2 separate regions of the Homo sapiens genome follow, and region 1 is linked to region 2. The links are chromatin loops, found by intact Hi-C in ENCODE. Cell type or tissue: heart right ventricle. All regions are shown on one strand. Links, peaks and the distances in the headings refer to the core of each region. The heading gives the core; the rest is flanking DNA.

Evidence for each region. Hi-C counts contacts between places; a loop is a spot of excess contacts. Peaks named below come from ENCODE experiments on the same cell type or tissue, not always from the same donor. Only the 100,000 strongest peaks of a DNase experiment are listed, where the experiment ranks them.
Region 1: it touches region 2 in a loop (1.9-fold over the local background); 10 of 110 quality-filtered maps call a loop at or near these places.

The regions. Positions count from the first base shown.
Region 1 is chr13:48,441,936-48,447,314 of GRCh38, forward strand. The region is part of intron 17 of RB1 (RB transcriptional corepressor 1); the gene reads left to right. It also overlaps a transcript of LPAR6 not described here. Among named protein-coding and RNA genes, the nearest start is that of LPAR6, 32 kb to the left of the region's middle. In heart right ventricle, for the core only: no CTCF peak of the experiment used is centred there; no DNase peak of the experiment used is centred there; H3K27ac peaks cover 1,151 bases.
Region 2 is chr13:48,503,318-48,508,696 of GRCh38, forward strand. The region is part of intron 10 of RCBTB2 (RCC1 and BTB domain containing protein 2); the gene reads right to left. LOC124903173 reads right to left here and starts at 3,489. Exons shown (of 1, transcript XM_047430824.1): 1 at 1,067-3,489. The coding sequence starts at 3,390. The coding sequence ends at 2,767. RefSeq lists an enhancer at 2,190-2,459. In heart right ventricle, for the core only: no CTCF peak of the experiment used is centred there; DNase peaks (open chromatin) are centred at 2,504 and 2,871; H3K4me3 peaks cover 890 bases; H3K27ac peaks cover 4,591 bases.

The sequences.
Region 1 (5,379 bases), core at 247-5,246, 61 kb before region 2:
GCATTATTAATAGATAATTTGATGCCTTGTCACTTAGCAGTACAAGCATGTTTATTTCTGACTTTTAAACTCGAATTCACCCTTCTTGTGTTTTTCTATTCAGTCGTAACCCACTCCTTCTACATCTACAAAATTTGGTGAGGCATCTTTGACTTTCATCATATTCAGACATGCTAGCTTCAAGAACTTTCCTATTCCTCTTTTAATGTCTGTTTCTCACATTGTATTAGTTCCTTTTATAGTATTAATTCTTCCTACAGTATGAATTTTATTTTTTTTTTTTGAAATGGAGTCTTGCTCTGTTGCCCAGGCTGGAGTGCAGTGGCACCATCTCCACTCACTGCAAGCTCTGCCTCCTGGGTTCACGCCATTCTCCTTCCTCAGCCTCCCGAGTAGCTGGGACTACAGGCGCATGCAACCATGCCCGGCTAATTTTTTGTATTTTTTGTAGAGATGGGGTTTCACCGTGTTAGCCAGGATGGATATAGTATGAGTTTTTATTCATTTTGCAAATATTCATCATAGATATTTTTGTCTTATTTCAGTTAGAACAGGATTTTTTTCTTTGGATTCAGAAGGTAACTTTCCTACTGTACTTAGGATAAATTCCACAAAAACTCTTTAACAAGGTTTTTTTCCTGGCTATTAGAAAGGAGGAAGACCCTCACTGAATTGAAGATAGTAATGATGGGTGAGGACTTTGACTTCTGTTAACACCTCATTCAGATAAGTGACTATTTTAGTTTAATTACATGAATTTTGTCATCTCCCTTGGAGCTGCCTCCCAGAGCTGGTATATCAGACATCCTCAAGTAAACCTGGACCCAATTTTAGAAATCTTGGCTAATTTTGAGTTAGGAAGTCCTTTCTTTAAACAATATTTTAAAATTAACAGAACAATCACAAAATATATTTTACATATTGCACTTTTCAAAATACTTTAAATATTTAAAAAAATACCCAACACCACAAAGTAACTTAGTTTAAAATAAAATAAAAATTTTTGAAATCAGACCTAATCAAATTGATATATCTCTCATTTTCTTTGAAAATTTTGACCAAGATATCAATTAATAAATCCACTTTGAAAGACATTTTAAGACATTTAATTAATAAATCCATTTGAAACACATTTTAAAATGTGTTTGTTCATGTGTATAAAATTATGTCATTGATATAACATTACTATTCCTTTAAACATTGTTATGTTCTTAAAAATATCTCCTCTTAGTCTATAATTTAGCGAAAGGATTACTGTTTTGAAAGACTTAAAAAAAATGCTTAGCTATTTTTTAGCTAAGAAAAAAGATTCCTTTTTCAGTAAATGGATAAAGCTGAAAAATAAGAAATTAATAAAATGTTTTAAAGAAAGAGTCATAAATATCTTAATATTTAATTCTAGGAAGCTTCTCTATTCATTTGCTTTTTTATTTTTAAAAAGAAGTTTAAAAGAGTTTTAGTTTTAATATCTATAAACTTCAAATGTTATTCCACACTCAAAAAATATTTCTAATGTATTAAGTCACAGTTTACTAAAATAGCTAAGTTTTCTGATTCATAAAATGAATAATAACACTTAATTTTAAGACTTATTTTGAAGATTAAATGAGGTAATACATTCAAATAAAACCTTTTAAACTGAAAGTACTTTCATTCTTGTGTAAGGAAACCATGAAAGTAAAAGACACATCATTCTATTTTGCCAGTGTATCTTAAATTAACTAGCTTTTATTGTCAGTTTAGTGTTCAGGGCACCAAGGGTACATTTCATACTAAGATTGTGCAAGTGAGAGTAAATGCCTCCTTAAATTTTCCATCTTAGGCACCTCCGTTGCTTTTAGACCTGGCTATGTTTTATATTGCTTATATACATTTTTTTTTCTTTTGGAAAAAAGATAAGCTGAAAAACATTTTTGTTGATGACATGCTATTGCTGAAATAAAAACCCAGAACATAGTGATGTGTAGGAAAAAACTCTCTCAAACCATGTTTTTCTTCTGCTCTCATACCACCACAACAGTTGTCAACACAAAAGACTTCTGTGACAAAATGTGTGGGTTTTTTTCCCCACACACTAAGCAGCAGATACCAGCTGGGCATCCTCCAACTCAGTTCTGATACTGTCTACTTGGAGATAGTGTCAGATCCCACTGGTTGGGGTCTCAGTGCCCATACCTCATACCCCCAGACACCATCCTAGGCCTCCAGAACTTCTGACCTACTGGCTTCAAATTGGGGTTCTCACACCACACTCTTCAGGTTCAATTAATTTGCTGGAGCTGCTCACAAAACTCAAGGATACTGGGCACGGTGGCTCAAGCCTGTAATCCCAGCACTTTGGGAGGTCGAGGTGGGCAGATCACTTGAGGCCAGGAGTTCAAGAACAGCCTGGCCAACATGGCAAAACCCCGTCTCTACTAAAAATACAAAAATTATCTGGGTGTGGTGGCATGCCCCTGTAGTCCCAGCTACTCCAGAGGCTGAGGCACGAGAATCACCTAAACCCAGGAGGCAGAGGTTGCAGTGAACTGAGATTGTGCCACTGCACTCCTGCCTGGGCCGCAGAGCAAGACTGTCTGAAAAAACAAAAAGAAAAAATCAAAGGAAACACACTTACCGGTTTATTACAAAGGATATTGCAAAGGATACAGATGAGGAGATGCGTAGGGTGAGGTATGGGAGCAGGGGTGCAGAGCTTCCATGCCCTCTGGGGGCCACACCCTCCAGAAACCTCCATGTGTTCAGCTATCCAGAAGCTCTCCTAATCCAGTTTTTATGATGTCAGCATTGGGATTTTTATGATGTCAGCATTCCTCCCCTACACTATAGGGCAAAAACCATCTCTGGGGAGGGTCTTAAAGACACACAATTTACAATGATGGGGGAAAAATTAGAGTCCTGCCTTGGAACAGGTTAAAGGAGGGCAAGAGAAGGTCCGAGGCCTGCCCCTGAGGCCTACCACACCAAACGTTATAACAACACAACAGTTTTTATATATTTTCAGTTTTGCATAATATGAAGTTAAAGACTTAAGTAAATTGAGTAAATAGTAGTTTTTTTTTTTTTAATTTCACAGATCAATAGAGTTAACTCCTGAGTTATATGCATACAACCCCAAAGTTGTTTGCTGTCTGGAGCTGTGCCTACACCCGCCTGGCATATTCTTGAGACATTGGAGCTAGGAAGTTGGAAATTGATAGAAAATTTTGTCACTTGTAACAGAGCTAAAGCAATATGGATTATGGTGGACCCTATCACTTGGAATACTTTCCTGAAAGCAACACAGGTCATCATTGCCAAATATTTTTAGGACCCCAATTCTGTACTAAGTGCTAGTGATGTGATAGGAAGCCAGACACAATTGAACTAGCTATCTCTATATTAGTGACTTATCCTAAAACAGAGTTTCTGTTGTAATTGGTTTACTGTTTCTCTTAGAATATTTAAACGTTTTACCATGGTCTTTCAGATTCTGCGTGATCATACAGCAACCTCTTCTTTAGCAACCTCTCCACTATCCCACCCGGGTACTTTAGTTCTGGTGGCCTCTTTCATTTTCTGAAAGAACATCAGTTTCTTAGCATATGATCTTTCATCTTTTGGAAGATCTCTGCCCCTTCTCCTTTCAAAGCACAGCCTCCTTCTCACATTTCAAGACTCAGCGTCCATGTTACCTTCCCAGATCAGCCTTCCTTGAACCCACCCCATCCACCTGGATCTCCCTGTTTATTCTTCATGAGAGAACCCTGTTCTTTCATAGGATTTTTCTGAATTTGTCATCACATACTTATTTCCTTGTTTGTGTGCCTCTTCTCACCAGACCCTGAGCACCGTGTAAGTAGGAACAAAGTATTATTTCAAAGACCCAAGTCTGAAACGGTTTATCTGTTTATACTTAATGGCTAAGGTATACATGTACACGTATTCTATTTGACTAACATTTGAGGTAAAAAACATGGGGGAAAGGAGCAGATAACACATATTTTTAGAGGATTTAGAGTATATATAACTAAGAAGGTTCCCTTTATTTGTTATTTTTTGGGAGGGAATCCTGCTCTGTCACCCAGACTAGAGTACAGTGGCACGATCTCAGCTCACTGCAACCTCTGCCCTCTGGGTTCAAGCGATTCTCCTGCCTCAGCCTCCTGAGTAGCTGGGATTATAGGTGCGTGCCACCATGCCCGGCTAATTTTTATATTTTTAGTGGAGATGGGGTTTCACCATGTTGGCCAGGCTGGTCTTGAACTCCTGATCTCAGGTGATCCACCTGCCTCAGCCTTCCAAGGTGCTGGGATTACAGGCCTGAGCCACCATGCCTGGCCCCATTTTAAATCTTATTCTCACTTTGAGGTGGAGTTAATCTCAGAAAACTTTGAGATTAAGTTATCTTAATATCAACCTTCTCACTTTATTCATTTATTCAACAAATGTTTATTGAGCCCTTACTGTGTGCCAGGTAGTTTTAAACATTGGGGATACTATTGAATAAGATAGACAAAGCCCAAGCCTTCCTGCATCTTGCTTGCTAGTAGCGAGATAATAAATAAGAAAATAAATGAATTTATAACATAACCTCAAGTGGTGATCAATACTATGAAGGAAATAGAGCAGAGGTAGGAGTAGCAAATAAATGGGAATTATGGCTGTCTTAGGCAAGATGTTTAGACAAGGCTTTGCTTAGGAGGTGCTATTTGAGGAGATATGTGAATAATGGAGTGGGGTGAGTCATAGGAAGCATGGTCAAAGAGTATTTTGGGCAGAGGAAACAGCAAGTACAAAAACCCAGAGAAAGGAAGAATTATGCCACAGTCATGGAATAGAAAGATGACCAGGATGGCTGGAGTAAGAAGAGTGTTAGAGCATGAGGTCTGAGAGGTATCAAGGGGCCAGAACTCATGTAGTGTTTTGTAAACCAAGATAAGGCATTTGAATTTATTCTACGTGTGACAGGAAGCTCTTGCAGGGTTTTGAGTGTGGAGGTGGGTTAGGGAGTAACATATTAGCTCTATGAGGACATCTAGGAGGCAGCAAGAGTAGAAGTATGGAAACCAGTTTGTAGGATGCTTTTGCAGTGGGACAGAAAAGAGATAAGAATTGCTTTGACTCTAGCAATGGTACAGGTAATGAAAAGAAGTCAAACTTGGAATATATTTTGAATTTAGAGCCAATATGACTTGCCTGGTGTCTTGGATAAGTATGAGAGAAAGAATAATAATGATGACTCCTTGTCTTTTTTGCTTTGGGCAACTGGATACAAGGAGTGATTTAATGATATGGTAAAGACTAGGGAGAAGCAGTCGTTTTTGGGGGGTGGTAGAGGATGATTAAAGTTTATTTTATACATAGACATCAAGTGAAGATGTTGAGTAAGGTCAAATA
Region 2 (5,379 bases), core at 260-5,259:
TGGGTCATCTGGACTGAGGGCCAATAAATAAATATTTTAATGAAGACTTCACCAATTTTTAGAATGCTATGGGTCATTCCAACTCCTATTGCACAGAGTAAATTCAGTAGTTCTACCACACTGGGCTGTATGACCTGGAGCCCAGGAGAGCAGTTTCCTAGGATCACTATGTGATATGCCCTACTGCTCTAAGTTCACGATTGATGAGGAGGTAATTCTCAGAACAATTTTTTTTTTTTAAGACAGAGGAGTCTTGCCTTGTCACCCAGGCTAGAGTGCAGTGGCACAATCTTGGATCTTGGCTCACTGCAACCTCTGCTTCCCAGGCTCAAGCGATCCTCCTACCTCAGCCTCTGTAGTAGCTGGGACTACAGGTGCAAGCCACCACACCTGACTAACTTTTGTATTTTTTGTAGAGACAAGGTTTTGCCATGTTGCCCAGGTTGGTCTTGAACTCCAGAGCTCAAATGATCCGCCCACCTTGGCCTCCCAGAGTGCTGGGATTACAGGTGTGAGACACTGCACCCGGCCTCAGAACACTTCTTAATGGAAAACATTGTCTTGTTGATCTGGAAGTAATTTCTTTTCCATCAGAATAAGCCACCATACAGATTGAAGGAAAATGGTAAACTCTTTTAACCCAGGGGAAGTCCCCATCTTGATTTTGCTACAGCAGACAATGGTACCAGCATCCTCAGAGACTTAGGCTCAGAACTTCAGGGTCATCTTTGACTTCTCCCTCCTCATTTACCACTTTCTTTAGAATATCCAGTTAAATAACAAAGATGCTTTCTTTGTAATGTCTCCCCTCAGCCACCACTGGGGGGTCAGGTACACCCCACATCTGGCCCCTGTAACAGCCTCCCAGGTCTCCCTTGCCTTAGACTCTCTCTTCTGCCCCAACTCACACAGTGCTGGCAGGTTAATCATCCTCTTGGAACACCGTTCTCATCAGAACTTTCACACGGGCAGTGGCTTCTCTCAGATAAAATCCTGACACAAGACATAACTCCATCCATGATTTGGCGTCACCTCTGTACAGACATCTCACAAGTCAATTTTGTCCACACACCCTGTTTCAACAAACAGGCTTTCTCATTGACCTTCAATGACTTCATACATGGTTGTTCAGGAATGTTCTTTCTCTCTGCCTTACAAACCCTACCCATCTTGTAAGGCCCAGTTCAAACTGCCCCAAGTTTGAGGTCTCCCGCTCACCTGAGCTCCTGCAGCACTTCCTGTCCACACCATTCCAGCCTGGCCCTGTTACTTTATGCATCCGTTTCACCTGTTCAGCGAGATGACCAGTTTCTGGCAGGCCTAATCACTGGCTTAATTCTCTCTAAGCACATAACGTGGTGTCTTACTGAATATAATCTATGGGTCACTTTACTGACTGAGGAAGACTCAACAACACAGAGCAAAGGTTGTGTAAGACCCCACTGACACGGGCTAGCACCTGAAGGGTGAGGATGATCCTCCACTGCCTCCTTTAGGCAGTTGCTCTCAAACCAGGAGGGAGGTGTTATCACAGAACCTGGAGCTTGTACCGGCTCGCCTCAGAGGCTGAGACATGCTGTTCTCATGTGCGGTAATCTCACTGACTTATTATGAGGATCGTTCTTAGCCCTTGAAAACCACCCAAAAATACTAGAGGAAAAAAAGGCTACGATGGCCCACAGTGGAGAGCTCAGGATTTGGAGTCAAACCTAGGTTTGTTTTTTATTTCTTTCTTTTTTTTTTTTTTTCTTGCAGCTCCAGCTCAAAGGAAAACAAAAACTGGGTTTGAATCCTCGCTCTACCACTAGGCTGCGTGACTAGCACTAGGCTGCGTGACTAGGGGAATGTCACTTAGCACCTAGGAGCCTTGGTTTCATCACATTGCAAGGGTGGTGTGAGAATCAAGTGATAAAATGTTAAGTGCCAACCAGGCACAATGTCTGGGTGCAAATGGTTGCATGACAATAGAGGTTTCTTTACATTATGATGACTACTCAGCCTTTTAAGTGACAAAGCATCTTTTAGGTGGAGACCATGTATTTCTAGTGATCAATTCAAATTAGTACGACTTTCCCTAGAAGAGTCCTTTCCTGATATTTGCAGGGTTAGGCCAGTCCCCTGGCCTAATCCAGTGCTGTGCAAAAGAACCGTGCCAGACGGGGAAAATGGTTAACAATATTTGGCTTCTCAATCAGCATCATTCTTTTCAACAAATAAAGAAAATGGGAGAAGGAAATAGAATAAACTTATTCAAAGAGAAGTACGTCCACTGTTAGTATCGATTTTACTGGCAAGCCTCCTAAGTTACAAGCAAATGTGAGGATAGCGACATGGTCTGTCTTCGTGGCCTGGTGCTGTGGGCAGGACACGCGGATCAGAGTCAGAGTGTAGTTCTAGGGCCACGTTATTTAAATTCTTATAATCAGCTTTACCATCTTTTCAAAGAAAAAAAAAGATGAGGGGGAACAGGATACAGGCAGCAATCCTCTCACGGTTTGTGGTTTTGTGTACGTGAAATAAGTTCCTTGGCAGAGCTGAGAACCGAAAAAGGCTTCCTTCCGTGACTAAAAGTGTTTACCAGCTGCTGCAGAACTGTGGGCCCGTGATTTAGCTGAGGAACTCATGATTTAGCTGGAGAGAGAAGTCCAGATCTGTGACTTTGCAAATAATTCCCAAATGACATCAGTGTGGCCCTGACTACAAGTCTCCAGTGAGTAAGGAAAAATACCTGGGGGCTCCTCAGGGAATATTTCAAGTAAAAGGGAACTAACTGGGCCATGTATGCTTTGGACTGGCCAGAGCCGTGGAATAAGAGTCTGTGAGGTGGAGAGCAATGCAGGACCAACATGCAGGCAGAGCTGGAGACGGCAGGATGGCAGAGAGCAGCATCGTACAAGACCTGACAGGGACGGAGGCCAACGCCGGGATCGGAGGGCAATGAGGCTTGCCAGGAACAGTGGCGTCGGCTTCAATCCAGAGCCGAAGAGTTCTGATTTGATCTGATGTGATAGGCAAATGGGAAACTGCTTTGTAAACAGGGCCATGATGTGAGGAAATGGTATTCTCAGAAAGACTGACCTGGCCACAGTGGTGTGCAAGACAGGCTGCAAGGGAGAGAAAGAATAGTCTGGAAGGCTGGCTGGGGAGGCCAACCCAAGCTAGGTTGCCAAGGAGTAATGAGGGTGGCCTGGATGTTAATGCAGAGGGAGGGAGAGGAGCGGAAGGTGGCCCAGGGGATGAGTCTAAGAAAACCCCCGGCTGGCAGTGCTGAGGGAGGCAGAAGCCGCGCTGGTCAGGTGGCAGGTGTGGGGGCCAATGTACACATAGCTGAGCAATTAATAAAAGGAAAAAGGGCCTTCTGTGTTTGAACCACCTCAATTGTAAAGCCATCTGGCATTCTCTGGGAGCAGGGGAGGTTAGGGCAGCCCAATGAACAATGTGAAGATAAGCATTTATGAACTGCTCTTCCTTTCTTCAGATTTTAGCACTTTGCAGTGACCTACTAGGCAAAGACTTCTACATTTTTTGGAATCATTTCTGTGTCCTTTGGGGTAATGTTCTATGAAAAATGTCAGTGACTGGAGCACAACAGCATCCTTCACTGATCTGCCCAACATCAGAAAAGCCAAATAATGCGGTTCTTATGTTCCCTTCTGAGATGTTTGTTCTTTGTTATTAGCATCCATGAAAGAGGGTAGCCTCTGCCCCTAGAGCAGCTGGTGACCTGAAGTGGGACACTACTCTCTAGAGAAGGGCTGGGACAGACAGAGCCAAAGGGTGGGTCAGGGAAGGCCATGTGATGCTGCCCGTCCCGGGGCATGGCCTTGTGACATATACCTGGCACACCCGGCTCCACATGGGAAGTCAGGGGTGGGGCGCGGATTTGGTTGGCTGCAGTAGCTGCTACAGGAATGAGAATGCAGAAAGTTTAGAGGGTACTTTCAGGTCTAGGCTTGTGACCCAAGCAACCGCTAAGGAATCCTGCCATTGCCTAAGGTCATCGTTGGTTTTTAAACTGGACTCACACCAAGCAGCAAACACCGACGTTCCAATTTTCCAGCCAGACATGCGACAGACAATGACTATCAACTGAGCTAACCTTTACTGTCAGGATGTCTGGCGTATTTCACACTTTTATTTTGTAGCCAATCTTAATGGGAAAAAAAATCACTACATGTTGATAATAAACAGGTTTTGTGTCACCTTGAGGGAATGATCAACAACAACTGCTGAGCTTATTGGCTATGAAGTACTAGAAATGAAAAAGCAGAGAGTGAGAAAGAATAGAAACTGGAAAACCTTGAGGGGGGTGAAAGGTCATCTGTGAGGGAGAAGAATATTGGAGAAGAAACAGCAAAGATGACAGATCCACAGCAGGGATTCCCAATCCTGGTTTTGTAAGAGCCCAAGTATTATACCAACTACCTCAGAAGTCAAAGAATTCTCAGAAATTCAAGGAAAAGTTAGCTTCACATCAGTTTAGTTTAAAATATGCCGTTAGGGAACGTTAAGAACAAAGATACAAATGTTGGTCAATCTGTCCCCAAGGTACTGAAACTTCAGAAAGATTGGATGACTGGATTAGGAGAAGACAATCATTTTAATCATTAAACTTATTTTTATGTAAACATAAATTGCTGACAAATATCAGTATTCTCCATCATAAATAAAATCTTTTTCTGGGAAAGATTTTAAAAGGTTTCCCTTGGATGGTTGCTCCAGCAAAGAAAACAATGTAGACAGATTTCTCCTTCCCACTTCTGTGAACAGGTAACTAAGAACTGAAACCCACCCCACCCCACATTCAATCCAGTTCCTAATTAGTCAGGCTTTCCTGCAATGGGCCGCAGAAGAGTCAGAAGTAAGGCTCCGGGGTTCCCCAGGGATAAGTTATGACATATACTTGACTTTCCCATCCCTGGAAAGGGTGGAGAAGTGCAGAACAAGTCCCAGCACAGACCTATAAACCCCTCCCTCGGAATACGCCCGTGATTGAGTGCCTGGTTGAAACTGTGCAAGTTCAGAAACCACCACTTGAAATTCAAGTACGGAAAACAGAAAATCAGGAACATCTCATTTAAAACATTCATCCATGTTTTTTTTTTTTTTGAGACAGAGTCTCACTCTACTGCCCAGGCTAGAGTGCAGTGTCGCGATCTCACTGCAACCTCCACTTCCTGGGGTCAAGGGATTCTCGTGCCTCAGCCTCCCAAGTAACTGGGATTACAGGCATGTGCCACTGTGCCCAGCTAATTTTTATATTTTTAGTAGAGACAGGGTTTCACCATGTTGGCCAGGCTGGTCTCAAACTCCTGACCTCAGGTGATCCGCCCGCCTTGGCCTCCCAAAGTGCTGGGATTACAGGCGTGAGTGCCTGGC